2 separate regions of the Homo sapiens genome follow, and region 1 is linked to region 2. A link is an interaction called in ENCODE POLR2A ChIA-PET data of the cell type or tissue named here. Cell type or tissue: PC-9. All regions are shown on one strand. Links, peaks and the distances in the headings refer to the core of each region. The heading gives the core; the rest is flanking DNA. Region 1 overlaps VTA1 (vesicle trafficking 1). Region 2 has its middle 220 kb from the start of ADGRG6.

Region 1 (8,000 bases), core at 1-8,000, 330 kb before region 2:
CATGCTTCAGTGTAGCAAGTGATTTAAAAATTAAATGAAAATTCATGCTAATTCTTAAGTGGCCAAAATTTGCAGTTGTCAGTGATTCTCATCAATCTAATAACAAAACAGGAACTTAGAGGCCAAGGACAAAAGTAAAAGTTCTTTTTGCAGTTCCTGTCTCTTAGAAAGGATGTTTAATCAGCCAAAAGGAGTTAATGAATTTCAAAAATACATCTTGAAAATTTCCTTTTAAAATATTGTTTAGTATCCAGCATCCTTTACATCCTTTATTTTAAAGAAAACAACATTGAAAAGTGAATTAGTGGAATTACAACTGCCGGAAATTTCTGCTAAATAGTATATGCAGCAGTTTGTAGGAATAGGGATGTTTTGGAAACAGGATGAAATAAAAATTAAATACGTTGCTTTACTAAACTGAGCCCTTTTCAACTTAGTTTCTTAAATTTCACATACTAATGCAGAAACTCAAATTGGTTTAAACTTCTCTACACTGCTCATGCTTAGATATTAGGACTGAAAGAACCTTCTAAAGTCATTACAACTTTTCTACTAAGTCTTTAGACAGGATTAAATTATTTCAGATAGAAGAAAATTTAGCCTAATTTTAAAGACCCTCAAAGAAGGCAGTTTAAACTTTCCTTAGCAATTTCTTCATTTACTTGTAAAATAGTTTTCTTCGTAACTACCAAAAGGTACATTCTGCATTGATAAACATTAAGTAGCTGATCTTTAAGGCTTATTTTCTGTTATTTCATCTATTTTAATCTGAGTTGCAAATTGCAGCGTGGTAATTGTAGTTTACCAAGATAGACCTGAATGAGTGGCTAACTTTACTACTAAAACAGTATGACCTTCAGTAAATTACTTTACTTTTGTAATGACATTTCTTCATCTCTAAAATGATAAGATTATAGAATCCCAAGAAAGAAGGATGAAGAAATAGGGACTTCAGATAAGACACGTGTCACATTTAGGGATGTCAGTTATTGCGTGGTTTCACATTAGACTCTAAAACTCATGCTTGACTCATTCATCTCATGTATCCCCAGCACTTAGCATAGTACCTGACTTGAGTAAATAATAAATAACTTGACTTACTGGAAATGAGGGTGCTTCATAGGGAGTAAACATTTGCACTTAGCCTTGGAGGAAAAGAGACTGGGCAGAAAGGAAACCATGTTAGATAAGAGAGAATAGCATAAGAAGAGAATGCAGGTAAGACAGGAATCCAATCTTGATTGAGGGAAATGGAAATAAGACTGAGTGTCCACAATGTAGAGGGCCTTGAATGCCAGATTAAACTGTATTTACATTGAGCCAGTCTTATAATGTCTCAAAGCCTTAGTGTGAGTAAAATGTGACCTGCCTAAATTTCGAGGTTTTGATGAAGACCAAGTAGAGGAAAATGTGTGGAAATGCTTTATAACCTGTAGAATGCTATAAAGATGTCAGTCCAAGACTTTAATCTTGTCTTGGATTTATCTTACGTATCCAACTAGCATTTAATATGTATCTTCTATCCATGGCATATTGGTTTATTTATCTTTATTCTCCAAGTATTTCCTTATTTCTATCTTTGCTTGTACTTTTCCTTCTCTCCAGAATCTTGTTATTGCTTCCATTTTTTCACATCTTACCCATCTTGCATGGCCAAACTAAAGTATCATTTCCTTTACCTTATTCTGTTTTTTCTTTATTCTCTGAACTGTTCCATGTACTTACTATAGGAAACAGGTTTAATACTTCCTACTAAGTGTTTTTATAGTAACAGTTCTTTGTATTTTAATTTCATATCGATAGCCAGATGAGTAGCTCCCTAAGGGTGGAAATAATGTATTGACTTATTTTATATATCCCATATTGCTAATTAAAGGTCTTAATTAACAGCAAACTTTTACAGAGCCTAAAAGTATGTTGAGGTTAACTATACATACCTTATGTTTTTCCCCAAAGAGGGAAAGTTTAAAAATTTAGGGTAATTAATTACCTTCATTAGTTTTCATTGCTGGAGCATAGGTTAATAATAAACATTTTAAAAGAATGTCATTTTGCAGATACTGAATTCAAGTGAACATAGAGACTCAAATCTGATACTAATCCAGCATTTGTAGCCCTTCAATTCTAATTGCTCAGGATTTTGAAAAATTAAAAATAATCTGGAAAAGTCAGTGCTTTAGCACATATTCTTTGCTCTGAAAAAATGAAAAAGGAAGAAAAAGGTGAACCACAGGATATTGCTGTTTCTGTAGGCCTAAAACACTGGAAATTTCAAGTCATTCTATCTAACTGTATCATAAACGTAACAGAACTTCCTAAATCCAATAGCCACTTACATACCACAGAAATAATGATCTCTTGTACTACCACAGAAATTTCAGTTAGAATCAGTTAAGCTTTCATACATTGGAGATATGTATACTTCCTGAGCAACTACTGCATACTGGTCACAAAGCCAAGTGCTTGGTATAAACAACAGATAGACTCTGCTTTTAATGAGCTTATATTGTAAGGTATGTGGGTGTTTTGAGGGTCTGGGAGGACACTTTGTCAGCATCCTTATATAATTATAAACTATGATAAATGTTGTTTTAAAAAAAGATGTAAGATTACCGGAGAGTCTGACCTTTGATTGGGAACATCAGGAAAACCTTTCTGAGGAAGTGGCATTTGATCTGGCATATGAGGAATGAGCTGAGTAGGGGTGGGTTAGCTGGGTGAGGAAGAAAAAAGACAATAGGCAAACAGGTTGTATGGGCCATGGCATGTGTAGTAACAGAAAAAAATGCATAGCTGGGTAGTAGTCAGTGAATGGGATAGGGACATTGAGAAGAGGTTGGACAATCAAGAACCAGGTAGAGTAGACCCTTGTATCCAAAGTTAGAGTTTATTTTGCATTTTAAATGAAAAGATTGACACGAATGGATTTATATTTTAGAAAGATCACTGTACTCAGAGCACTAGATGAGGAAGGTGTGGTAGGGGCTAGGGCAAGAATAGAAGTTGGGACAAATTAGGGGGCTATTTCAGTGAAAATGGGGAGATGAAGACCAATCAAGGTATGTTTCAAAAGGAAAATCAACTGGATTCTTGGTGAATTAGGTAAGGGAGTGGGGGGAGAGGCAAAGTATAGAGAGAGCTGTTAAAAATGACTCCTCCCATTTACTTGAGAGTGAAGTTCCCAGAGGAAAGGAGAGGTGGTAGGGGGATCAAAAGAACAGTTTTAATTTTAATTGTATGTGAGACATCCAAGTGGTGATGTCACATAGTCGGGTATTTGTCAAAGCAGATTCTGGCTAGATTCATAAATTTAAGAATAATAAATTTATCAATAGTATTTAAAGCTATGGGAAGGCATATGAAGAGGTTAAAAAAAAAAGCTAGATGGCAGGATCATGATGTTTGTATGAATCTGGTAGGTGGTGTAATGGCTTAAGACAGCCCCACTGTGAGATAATAAATGGCAACTGATATGATGTATGAACTTGAGATGGAGGAGAGGGAGAATGAATGAACATACATTATCTGAAGGGAACTGCCTCTATTCATTCAGCTCAGATAATTATTACTAAATAAATCTGGGCCCAGATATTTCATTTTTAAAAGAGAAGTTAGAAATTTGGCTTTTATGTAACTTTTCCCATATTTGGATATATAAAACATAATTCATATTTAAAATTCTATATGAGTTATTATTGATTGCGCCCACTATTTTGCACTCTGTCCTAGGACAGAGTATTTAAAATTACTTGAAGGTCAGCTAGAGGATTAGGAGCCAAAGGAGGTTAGAGAGAAACCAAGAGAATAGAGTGTCACAAAAACTAGAGATAGAGAAGGTTTCACAAAGATTGGCATAGTCCAGGGCTTTTAATATATTTACAGAGTGTAGCAGTTTGGTAAGATGATACCTAAAAAGTGTCCCTTGGATTTTCTAGTGTAGACTAGGCAGTTGATATTAGCAAGAGCAATTCCTCAAATGAACTGACAACTTAAGTGAGGAACAGGCTGACGCATGTGGGCTCCCTGCCAGTAAAAGACACAGGCATATTCAAATTCCCTGACCTTTTGTGTTACTGGAGAATATGAACTATACAGAAAAGAAATATACCCTCCCCACCCCACAGAGTGAACTGAGTGGTGAAGTAGTGAAGACTAAATGTGGATACTTCTGTTGGAAAGCTCATTTGTGAAGTGGAGCAAAATGTCATACCTGGAAGAAAATCAGAATCAATGTATAGATTTTTAAATTGAATATGTAAGAGGAGTGTTTGATAAGGAAATGTGATACAAATTTAGTAATTTAGGGGTTAATTTTTTTTTAGTTTTCTGTACAGAAGCTGCCTGTAGTAGTATCTAGAGACTCACATTATAGAATACTCAACTAAGTATCTGGACCACCTGCTGCATTTGTACTTATCAGTGACTTCGTGGATCTTTGCAAAAGGATACTTTCTTTCTTTTTTTTTTTTTTTTTTGGCCGGGAGGAGGTCCGGAGCTGGGCTGGTGCAGTGGCGCAGTCTTGGCTCACTGCAACCTCTGCCTCCTGGGTTCACGTGATTCTCATGCCTCAGCCTTTTGAGTAGCTGGGATTACAGGTGTGTGCCACCATGCCCGGCTAATTTTTTGTGTTTTTCATAGAGACGGGGTTTCACCATATTGGCCAGGCTGGTCTCCAACTCCTGAGCTCTGGCAATCCACCCTCCTTGGCCTCCCAAAGTGCTAGGATTACAGGCATGAGCCACTGTGCCTAGCCCTCTATTTCTTTATTTCTTTTTTTTTTTTTTTTTTTTTTTTTTTTGAGACAGAGTCTCTCTCTGCTGCTCAGGCTGGAGTGCAGTGGCGTCTGCCTCCTGGCTTCAAGTGATTCTCCTGCCTCAGCCTCCCGAGTAGCTGCAACTACAGGCACGTGCCACCACGCCCAGCTAATTTTTGTATTTTCAATAGAAACAGGGTTTCACTGTGTTGGCCAGGCTGGTCTTGAACTTCTGACCTCATGATCTGCCTGCCTCAGCCTCCCAAAGTGGTGGGATTACAGGCATGAGCCACCGTGCCTGTTTTCAAATAGTAAAACCACGTTCGCTCTGGAACGCTAATGTGCGTATAAATCACCTGGTGGTCTTGTAGTGCAGGTGCAGGCTGGCACTTGTAGATCAGGTTCAGTAGATCTGGGGTGGGCTTGAAGATTCTGCATTTCTAACAAGTTCCCAAGTGATAACGATGCCACTATAAAGGTCAGTGGAAAATATAAACTAAAAATCACTAGCACATCCAAAATTCTAAGAGATTTTTATATTTTTAATGCAAATTTTTATCTTACATCCTGTAACATTAGCATATCATGTTACATTAGTTTTAAGACATAGAAGAAGAGGCAGCTAACAGGTTCTTCATGATCTTTTCAGTTAACCCAATGAGGTATTATTTTTCCCTTTTTAGAATCAGGGTAACTGAGGTTCAGAGCTGTTAACTAGCATGTGACTAGTTAAAAAGTCAGGTTTACCTGCCTATCAGTCTAGCATTTGCTTTAACCACCACATCTTAATTTTCTTTTTATTTTTTTCTTGATTTGTACAGTTCTGTTTTTTTGTCTTTAGTGAAAATAATTCAATCTATTGTTATTTTTATATTTAGTCTTAGATTTCTACTTTAGCCTATTTCTCCCCTGTGCAGAAGAGTTGCAAATTTTGCTGGAAGGACACTCCTGTTTTTCCGTTGCATATCCTTTCTGAAATGTTATATGATAAAAGAGAACTGGGCGTATGTTTTGAGGACAATAGCTTTTCATGAATTCTGTCAAGCCTTAAATACTTGGTGGATTCCAGCAATAGGGTGGGGTATTGCCAGTTTCTTTTAGAGCTGTAATCTGCAAAAATAGGTTTTATCTCAGAAATATGATATAGGTCATCATAAATGTTTACTTTTTACTTCTTTACCATAGTCCAATGTTGATATAAAAATGCTCTCTTTTAGAATGTGAAACACAGGAAGTATGCCAGATGGAAGGCAACATACATCCATAATTGTTTAAAGAATGGGGAGACTCCTCAAGCAGGCCCTGTTGGAATTGAAGAAGATAATGGTATGTATTTATTTATTCTGAGTAAAAGGACTTAGTAGAATCATAATTATTCAGTAGATTACTCAAAGTTTTTGGAGGGAACAATACAGTTTTGTTTTCATCAGGCCCAGAATCAATGAAAGTTAAGTATAAAATCATAAACTTAGGGACAGTGAGAAATAGAAATAAAGGTCAAACTGCTGTAATACCTGTCCATGTCAACAAAGTGACTTATCTGTCTCCTGCTTTTTTTTTTTTAATGAGACATAGTCTCGCTCTGTCGCCCAGGCTGGAGTGCAGTGGCGCAGTCTCTGCTCACTGGGAGCTCCGCCTCGCAGGTTCATGCCATTCTCCTGCCTCAGCCTCCCGAGTAGCTGGGACTACAGGCGCCTGCCACCACGCCTGGCTAATTTTTTTGTACTTTTAGTAGAGACGGGGTTTCACTGTGTTAGACAGGATGGTCTCGATCTCCTGACCTTGTGATCCGCCCACCTTGGCCTCCCAAAGTGCTGGGATTACAGGCGTGAGCCACCGTACCTGGCCTCCTACTTTTAATCAGATTTCATTCCTGTTACATAGGAAAGGCAATCCATTTATAATTTATAAAATGTTTTCAAACCACGAAGAATACCGTATCATTTTTTGTAAATCTATTTGAGTTATGTAGGTTATTTGCGGAGTTAGTAATACATTCACATGGTTCAAAAAAATTGTAGAGTATATAAAAAATATGAAGTGAATTTCTCCTGTCTACCACATCCCCCGTCTTCCCAGATCCTACCAAAACTCAAGTAAGCATTTTTAGTTTTTTTTGTGTATCTTTACAGAGATCATTTTTTATGAATTTACTACCAAGTAGAAACATATATGCTCCATTTTTTCATACAACTGGTAATATACATACTGTTCTGTACCTGGCTATGTTTTTTTTTAACTTAATATGTACAGGAAAATTTTACCATCACACAGTGCGTTTTACAAATTTTAATCATGAAAAAATAAAGGTCTCATTATTTTACTTGGCCTTTCAGTTAATGTGTAATAGAAAAGGGAAACCTTTTTTCACTTACTTGTTTTTTATGTATTAGACGTAGTAAATAGATGGTTATAAAGAGAACGACCACTGTTCTTGGAACTGAGAAAATTCCAAACGATCCTTGCATTTTGTTACACACTTTTATGCATTTGTGAAGATAATTATCCAATGCAGGCATCAGTAAACTTTCTTAAAGGATCAGATAATAAATATTTTCAGTTTATGAATGATACTGTCTTTGTTGCAGCTGTTTAGCTCTGCTGTTGTAGTACAGAAGTAGCCATAGATAATATGTAAAAAAATGAGTGTGGTTGTGTTCCAGTAAAGCTTTATTTACAGTTAACAGCCTGCCAGCCCACTGGCCATAGTTGGCCAACCCCAATCTAATTAATCTCTTTAGATCTATTATTATAATGAATTATATTGAAAGATTGCCTATTATTGAACCAATTTTACATTGTGTGATAAACCCCACTTGGTCATGATATATTATTTTTTTATTATACTGATAGGTTCAGTTCACTACTATATCATTTAGGATTTTTATGTTGACATTTATAACTAAAGATGGTCTACAGTTTTCCTTTTTGGTATCAATGTTATGATGTTATGCTTACTTCATAAATATACTCAGAATATTTCTAGTCTTTTTCTGTGCTTTGGAACAGTGGAATTATCTGGTCTTTAAATGCACCCTGGAAATTTTTTGTGAAACCAACTAGCTGTTTTACTTTTCGGGACTATTTTAGATGTTGCATTTTAGGTATATTGAAATACCTAATAAATTGTCAATTTGGGGTTTTCGGCATTCTTTCCATATCAGTAACTTCTCTAATCTTAAAACTCTTTAACATTTTGCCTTTGAAAGTAGGAAGTGTGCATTTTGATTATCACGTTGATCTGTTT
Region 2 (8,860 bases), core at 452-8,451:
TTATAGCTTCAGGTCTTAAATTTAAGTCCTTAATCCATCTTGAGTTAGTTTTCGTATAAGATGAGTGATGAGAATCCAGTTTCATTCTCCTACATGTGGCTTGCCAATTATCCCAACACCATTTGTTGAATATGGTGTCCTTTCCTCACTGTATGTTTTTGTTTGCTTTGTTGAAGATCAGTTGGCTGTAAATATTTGGGTTTACTTCTGGGTTCTCTATTCTGTTCCATTGGTCTATGTGCCTATTTTTATACCAGTACCATGCTGTTTTGGTGATTATGGCCTTCTAATACAGTTTGAAATCAGGTAATGTGCTGTCTCTAGATTTGTTCTTTTTGCTTAGTCTTGCTTTGGCTATGTAGGCTCTTTTTTGGTTCCATATGAATTTTAGGATTGTTTTTACTAATTCTGTGGTGAATTATGGTGATATTTTGATGAGAATAGCATCGAATTTGTAGATTGCTTTTGGCAGTATGGTCATTTTCACAATATTGATTCTACTCATCCAAGAGAATGGGATGTGTTTCCACTTGTTTGTGTTGTCTGTGATTTCTTTCAGCAGTGTTTTGTAGTTTTCCTTGTAGAGGTCTTTCATCTCTTTGGTTGGGTATATTCCAAAGTTTTGTTTTTTGGGGGTATTTTGTTTGTTTGTTTTGTTTTTGCAGCTATTGTAAAACGTGTTGAGTTCTTGATTTGATTCTCAACTTGGTCACTGTTGGTATATAGAAGAGCCACTGATTTGTGTACATTAATTTTGTACCTGGAAACTTTGCTGAATTCTTTTATCAGTTCTAAGAGTTTTCTGGAGGAGTCTTTAGGGTTTTCTAGACAAACAATCATATCATCAGCAAACAGCAACAATTTGACTTTCTCTTTGCCAATTTGGATGCCTTTTATTTCTTTCTCTTGTCTGATTGCTCTGTCTAGAACTTCCAGTACTATGTTGAAGAGGAGTGGTAAGAGGGGGCATCCTTGTCTTGTTCCAGTCCTCAGAAGGAGTACTTTCAACTTTTCCTCATTCAGTATTATGTTGTCTGTGGGTGTGTCATAAATGGCTTTTATTACATTGAGGTATGTCCCTTGCATGCCAACTTTGCTGAGAGTTTTAATTATAAAGGGATGCTGGATTTTGTTGAATGATATTTCTGCATCTATTGAGATGATCATGTGATTTTTGTTTTTAGTTCTGTTTATGTGGCATATCACATTTATTGAGTTGCATATGTTAAACCATCCCTGCATCCCTTTTATGAAACCCACTTCATCATGGTGGATTATCTTTTTGATATGTGGTTGAATTTGGTTAGCTAGTATTTTGTTAAGGATTTTAGCATCTATATTCATCAGGGATATTGGTCTGTAGTTTTCTTTTTTGGCATGTCCTTTCCTGGTTTTGGTATTAGGATGATACTGGCTTCATAGAATGATTTAGGGAGGGTTCCCTCTTTCTCTATCTTGTGGAATAGTGTCAATAGGATTACTACCAATTCTTCTTTGTATGTCTGGTAGAATTCTGCTGTGAATCCATCTGTCTGGACTTCTTTTTGTTGGTAATTTTTAAATTACCATTTCAATGTTGTCGCTTGTTGTTGGTCTGTTCAGGGTATCTAATTCTTCTTGATTTAAGCTGGAGAGTTGTATCTTTCCAGGAATTTATCCAGCTCCTCTAGGTTTTCTAATTTATGCACATAAAGGTGTTCATAGTATCCTTGGATGATTTTTTGTATTTCTGTGGTGTCAGTTGTAATATCTCCTGTTTCATTTCTAATTGAGCATATTTGGATTTTCTCTCATCTTTTCCTGGTTAATCTTGCTAATGGTCTACCAATTTTATATATCTTTCCAAAGAACCAGCTTCTTGTTTCATTTACCTTTTGTATTTTTTGTTTCAATTTCATTTAATTCTGCTCATATCTTTCTTATTTCCTTTCTTCTGCTGGGTTTGGGTTTGGTTTGTTCTTGTTTTTTTACTTCCTTGAGGTGTGACCTTATATTGTCTGTGCTCTTTCAGACTTATTAATGTAGGTGTTTAGGGCTATGAACTTTCCTCTTAGCACTGCCTTTGCTGTATCACAGAGGTTTTGATAGGTTGTGTTACTATTGTCATTCAGTTAGAAGAATTTTTTGATTTCTATCTTGATTTCATTTTTGACCCAATGATCATTCAGGAGCAGGTTATTCAATTTCCATGTATTTGCATGGTTTTCAAGGTTCCTTTTGGAGTTAATTTCCAGTTTTATTCCACTGTGGTCTGAGAGAGTGCTTGACATAATTTCAATTTTCTTAAATTTATTGAGGCTCGTTTTGTGGCCTATCATATGGTCTATCTTGGAGAAAGTTTCACTTGCTGTTGGATAGAATGTATATTCTGTGGTTGTTGGGTGGAATGTTCTGTGTATATCTGTTAAGTACATTTGTTCCAGGGTATAGTTTAAATCCATTGGTTTTTTGTTGACTTTCTGTCTTGATGACTTGTCTAGTGCTGTTAGTGGAGTATTCAAGTCCTCCACTATTATTGTGTTGCTATCTCATTTTTTAGATCTATTAGTAATCATTTTATAAATCTGGGAGCTCCAGTGTTAGGTGCATATATGTTTAGGATTGTAATATTTTCCTGTTGGAGAAGGCCTTTTATCATTGTATAGTGTCCCTCTTTGTCTTTTTAAACTGCTATTTCTCTAAAGTTTGTTTTGTCTGATATAAGAATAGTGACTCCTGCTCACTTTTGGTGTCCATTTGCATGAATTGTCTTTTTCCACCCCTTTACCTTAAGTGAGTCCTTATGTTTTAGGTGAGTCTCTTGAAGGCAGCAGATAGTTGGTTGGTGAATTCTTACCCATTCTGCAATTCTGTATCTTTTAAGTGGCGCATTTAGACCATTTACATTCAATATTAGTATTGAGATGTGGGGTACCATTCCATTCATTTGTTGCTGTTTGTTGCCTGTATACCTTGGTTTTTTGCTTTTGTTTTTTTGAATGTATTTTTGTTTTATAGGTCCTGTGAGAGTTATGCTTTAAAGGGGTTCTGTTTTAATGTGTTTCCAGGATTTGTTTCAAGATTTAGAGCTCCTCTTAGCAGTTCTTGTAGTGGTGGCTTGGTAGTGGTGAATTCTCTCAGCATTTGTTTGCCTGAAAAAGACTGTATCTTTCCTTTATATATGAAGCTTAGTTTCACTGGATACAAAATCCTTGGTTGATAATTGTTTTGTTTGAGGATGCTGAAGATAGGGCCCAATCCTTTCTAGCTTGTAGGGTTTCCACTGAGAAATCTGCTGTTAATCCTATAGGTTTTCCTTTATAGGTTACCTGGTGCTTTTGCCTCACAGCTCTTAAGATTCTTTCTTTCATCTTAAGTTTAGTTAACTTGATGACAATGTGCATAGGGGATGATCTTTTTGCGATGCATTTCCCAAGTGTTCTTTGAGCTTCTTATATTTGAATGTCTAGATGTCTAGCAAGGCGGGGGATGTTTTCCTCGATTATTCCCCCAAATGTTTTCCAAATTTTTAGATTTCTCTTCTTCCTCAGGAACACCAATTATTCTTAGGTTTTGTCATTAAACATAATCCCAGACTTCTTGGGGGCTTTGTTCATATTTTCTTTTATTTTTTTTTGAGACAGAGTCTTGCTCTGTCACCCAGGCTGGAGTGCAGGGGTGTGATCTCGGCTCACTACAACCTCCACCTCCTGGGTTCAAGCGATTCTTCTGACTCAGCCTCCTGAGTAGCTGGGACTACAGCCATGCACCACCATGCCCAGCTAAATTTTGTATTTTTAATAGAGACAGGGTATTCACCATATTGGCCAGGCTGGTCTTGGACTCCTGACCTCATGATCCACGAATCTTGGCCTCCCAAAGTGCTCGGATTACAGGGGTGAGCCACCACGCCTGGCCTTTGTTCATATTTTCTTATTCTTTTTTCTTTGTCTTTGTTGGATTGGGTTAATTCAAAGACCTTGTCTTTGAGCTCTGAAGTTCTTTCTTCTGCTTGTTCAGTTCTATTGCTGAGACTTTCTGGAGCATTTTGTGTTTCTATAAATGTGTCCATTGTTTCCTGAAGTTTTGATTTTTTTTTAATTTATGCTATCTATTTCATTGAATATTTCTCCCTTCACTTATTGTATTATTGTTATTTTTTATTTCCTTAAATTGGGCTTCACCTTTCTCTGGTGCCTCCCTGATTAGCATAATAACTAGCCTCCTGAATTCTTTTTCAGGTAAATTAGAAATTTCTTCTTCGTTTGGATCCATTGCTGGTGAGCTAGTGTGATTGTTGGGGGGTGTTAAAGAACCTTGTTTTGTCATATTAACAGAGTTGATTTTCTGGTTCCTTCTCATTTGGGTAGGCTCCGTCAAAGGGAATATCTAGGGCTGGAGGCTGTTGATCAGATTCTTTTGTCTATGGGGTGTTCCCTTGATGTAGTACTCTCCCCTTTTTCCTCTTGATGTGGATTCTGGAGAGCTGAGCTGTAATGATTGTTATCTCTCTTCTAGATCTAGCCACCCAGCAAGTCTAACAGGCTCTGTGCTGGTACTGGGGACTGTCTGCACAGAGTCCTCTGATATGAACCGTCTGTGGGTCCTGCAGCCATGGATACAAGCGCCTGCTCTGGGGAAAGTGGCAGGGTGATGAAATGGACTCTTTGATGGACCCTAGCTTCAGTGGTTTAATGCCCTATTTTTGTGCTGGTTGGCCTCCTGCCAACACTTTCCAGACAGCATCAGCTCTGGTAGTATGGGGAGGAACAGCTGGTGTGGGGGCCCTGGAACTCCCAAGAGTATACGCTGTTTGTCTTCAGTTTCCAGGGTAGGTAGGGAAGGACCACTGGGTGGGGGCAGGGCTAGGCATGTCTGAGCTCAGACTCTCCTTGGATGGGTCTTGCTGTGGCTGCTGTGGGGGATGGGGGTGAGGTTCCCAGGTCAACAGCTATGTTCCTAGGAGGATTATGGCTGCCTCTACTGTGTAATGTAGGTCGTCAGGGAAGTGGGGGAAAGCCAGCAGTCACAGGTCTCACCCAGTTCCCACACAATCTAAAAGGCTGGTCTCATTCCCACTATGCCCCGACCAACAGCACCAAGACTGTTTCCAAGCAGTGGGTGAGCAGGGCTGAGAATGTGCCACAGGCTACCTGACTCCCAGCTGCAAAACCAAGTAGGGCTTTTATTCTTCCCCCTCCTGTGGAGTTTGTACACTGGATTCAAAGCCTCCCCCGAGTTCTGGCCAGGAGACTTCTCAATCGGTTTAAGTTATTACAAAGTTCAGCTGGAGGTTACCTTCTCCCTCTGGCCTTTTCCCAGTGCCTCTATCCACCGTCCCCAGGGATTCCAGTGAGGCAAGGCAGAAATGGCTTGCTAAGGGACCCTGAGAGCCAACAGGTCTTTTCCTGCTGCCTTCTTTACCCTGTATTTCACTCTGCTCTCTAAATTGACTGAGCTCCAGGTAAGATCAGAATCTTCTCCCTTAATCTAGACCTGCAGGTTCCCCAGTCGGGATGTATGTTTGGGGCAGATGATCTCCCTTTCCCACTTCCACAGTTTGGGCACTCATAGTATTTGGGGTGTCTTCAGGGTCCTACAGGAGCAATCCACTTCCTTCAGAGGATCTGTGGTTCCCTCAGTTTTCCTAATATATTCCTACAGTCGTTCTGGAGCAAAAGTTCATGAGGCAAGCCTCCACATGCTGCATGTTGTCCGAGTCAGAGCTGCAATCTAGTTCCGCCTCCTGTCCACCATCATCTCCATCCACATTAGAGTTTTAATACCATTTTTGTCCTGTATCAAGTACTCAAAATATGTGAGTTTGTTTCTTGGAATTCTTTTTTTTTTTTTTTCAGTTGCAGGGCTTATCCCTGCATAAGCATCACAGTGTTATTTACTAAAGCTTTATTTTAAAAATCTCCTATAGAATTGCATAGGTTTATCTTGATGACTTATTTTTCTCAAGTTTTTTTAGAATCAGCTTGTCTAATTCCATGAAAAAGTACGGTGAGAATTTGATGGGAATTACATGAATTTATAGATCACTTTAAAGAGAATTGTTATATTTTAACCATTTATTCTTTGAATCCATGGATGTAATGTATCTCCTTATGTATTTAACCTTCATTACAAATCTTAATAATATAGCTTGTACATATTGACATACTGAATGCCGTGGTATGAAGCACTGAGAAAAATACAACCTTATTTCTGTTAGTCTTAACAAAAATGCATAACATCAATCCACTCATAAGAAAACATCAGAAAAAATCCAAACTGAGGAAGATTCAACAGAATAACTGATCAACCCTGGCAAAAATGTCATGATCGTGGAAAGCAAGGTAACGCTGGGGAATGACTCCAAACTTCTAGAGGTAATTATGTCTAACAACGAAATGTCGTGTAAAATCTTCTATAGGAAACTAGAACAGGAAAAGGACATTAGGAGAAAACTTGTGAAGCTCTAAGATCTTTAGCTGATAGTATCGTACCAATGCTAATGTCCAGGTTTTAATAATCATACTCTGATCATATAAGAGGTTAACATTTGGGGAGGCTAGGTAAGGAATATAAAGAAACTCTCCATACTATTTTTCAACTTTTCTATAAGTTTAAAATTAGTTCAATATAAAAAATTAAAACACATAAGTTTGTAAATTGACATCGTTGTGTTAGTTGGGACTTCAACATTTCACTCACAGCATATGTTGTTTGCTGTTGGTTTTAGGTAGGTATTCTTCAGCTGTTTAAGGGGTTTCTGTCTTATTCATAGTTGGGTAAATGTGTGTGTAGGAGGAGGTGTTTAATCACCTCTAGAGGTTGAATTTAATCCAATATTTTTTCTATCTATACCAACTATATTTAAGTACAGTGTTATGTCTTTCCTTTTTAGTTTGCCAATGTGTTAAATTACTACCTTTTCTAATATTAAGTCACCTTGTAGTTCCAAAATAAACCCCCTTTGTCATATGTATTTTTAAGGTACATTGCTAGATTTGATGTACTAATGTTTAATGCATTGTTTTTATATCTATGTTCATCACATGAGATTGCTAATGAGTTTTCTTTACTATAATATTTATTGTTTTGCATGCCTACTCTTTTTTTTTCTGAGTTTCCTTTTATTTCTTAAATTATGGCTTTTCTATTGCTAGTGACGCATTCTCTTACCTTTTGTCTTTTTTACCCCCATTTTTCAATACTAGATCACTATGTAAATGTTAGTTGGTGTTATCTTCTCCAGGACTACCATAACGTTTTAAAGTACCCTTGCCTTCTGGCCTTTACTTTCACTTATGAGAAACTTTGCTGCAAGTCTAATTGCTATTCATTTACAGGCAATCTGTTCCTTTGCTCAAGTTGTTTTTTAAGATTCATTTTTTGTCTTTGGTGTTCTGCAATCTCCTTATAATGCATCTGGGATACTTAAGAACCAATCTGAGGATCATGACCTTTCTTAATTCTAGAAAATTATCAGGCATTATTTTTAAAAATATTGTGTCATCTACACTAATTCTCTTCTTGTTCTCTGCAATTATTTTGGATGTATATTGAATTTTTCTACACAGTCTTCCATGCCCCTTATACTGTCTTTAATATGTTTTTTATTCTCTTTATTTGTGCTGCTTTTCTGAGCACTTAGACCAGATTCATCTTCCAACATACTGATCTTTCTCTTTAGCTATGTCTAATCTATTGCTTAACCAATTTATTGTGTTAATTTTAATAAGTAAGTATGTTTTTTATTTCCACAATATCTACTTTCTCTTTTCCAAGTCCACATTACTGTGGCCGCATCTTTAATTTTATTTTCTATTTCTTCTTATATGTCTTAAACACTTCAATTACTATTTTACAGAGCTATTTTTATCATTGCAAACCTTTGGGATATTTTTTATTATTTCAAATGTTTGTTCTTTATTGTTGTACTTGTTCTTCCTTTTCAAGATAGGTCATTTTTCTGTATGCTTTGTATTTTTTTTATTGTGAGCTTCTCTTCAGGAGGGTGTGTGTGTTTGTGTGTATGTTTTAATTGGAGTCCCACGTGCCTTGGTTGGTGGAGATTTTTCTAGTGAGAGGTTTCATGTTTGCTTTTATGTGGTACTTTAGGCATTTTACTACTCTGGGACCAAATTTCATATTCACATCCTTGTTGTGGGTTAAATTGTGTCCTCTAAAATGATGTGTTCAATTCATAACCCCTAGAGCTAATGGATGTGACCTTATTTGGAAACAGAGTCTTTGCAGATGTAATCAAGTTAAGATAACATATTGGATTAGGGTGAGCCCTAAACCCAATGACTGGTGTCTTTATAAGACAAGGGAAGGGAGCTGTTAAAACAGAGGGAAAGAGAGAGACAGTGAAGAAGGCCATGTGACAATGGAGGTAGGAATTGGAGTGATGCCGCTCCAAGACAAGGATCACCAAGGATTGCCAGCCACCACCAGAAGCCAGGAGAGAGGCACAGGACAGTCTCCCTCGGGGCCTCTAGAAGGAACAAACCCTACCAACAACACTTTGATTTCAGACTTTTGGCTTCCAGCATTGTGGCAGAATAAATTGCTGTTGTTTTAAGATACCTAGTTTGTGGTGCTTTGTCATGACACTCTAGGAAACTAAGACAATCCTGGCTCGGTATTTCCTGTGAGGACATTAAAATTTTGTTTGTTTGTCTTTAGAGCTTTTTTCTGGGTTAGGTATCCCTTGGCATTGGCGTAGACACTCACTGCTTTGATTTTGAAATCCCACTTGAGGGTTTCCTTTTTTCCTAAGGCTGGCTTTTTACAGTATTATAATTTTGTTTTAAATATTTGATCCAACACAGATAACTGTATCTAAAAGGAAAGTTATCTGCGTTAATTCTATCCACTATATTTC

What was found. ChIA-PET counts read pairs that join two places held together with the same protein. Peaks named below come from ENCODE experiments on the same cell type or tissue, not always from the same donor. Only the 100,000 strongest peaks of a DNase experiment are listed, where the experiment ranks them.
Region 1: POLR2A ChIA-PET joins it to region 2 with 5 read pairs; 2 of 35 experiments call an interaction of 5 or more read pairs at or near these places.

Annotation. Positions count from the first base shown.
Region 1 is chr6:142,183,456-142,191,455 of GRCh38, forward strand. VTA1 (vesicle trafficking 1) reads left to right here. Exons shown (of 8, transcript NM_016485.5): 5 at 5,971-6,079. Among named protein-coding and RNA genes, the nearest start is that of VTA1, 40 kb to the left of the region's middle. In PC-9, for the core only: no CTCF peak of the experiment used is centred there; no DNase peak of the experiment used is centred there.
Region 2 is chr6:142,513,715-142,522,574 of GRCh38, forward strand. No RefSeq gene overlaps it. Among named protein-coding and RNA genes, the nearest start is that of ADGRG6, 220 kb to the left of the region's middle. In PC-9, for the core only: no CTCF peak of the experiment used is centred there; a DNase peak (open chromatin) is centred at 4,497.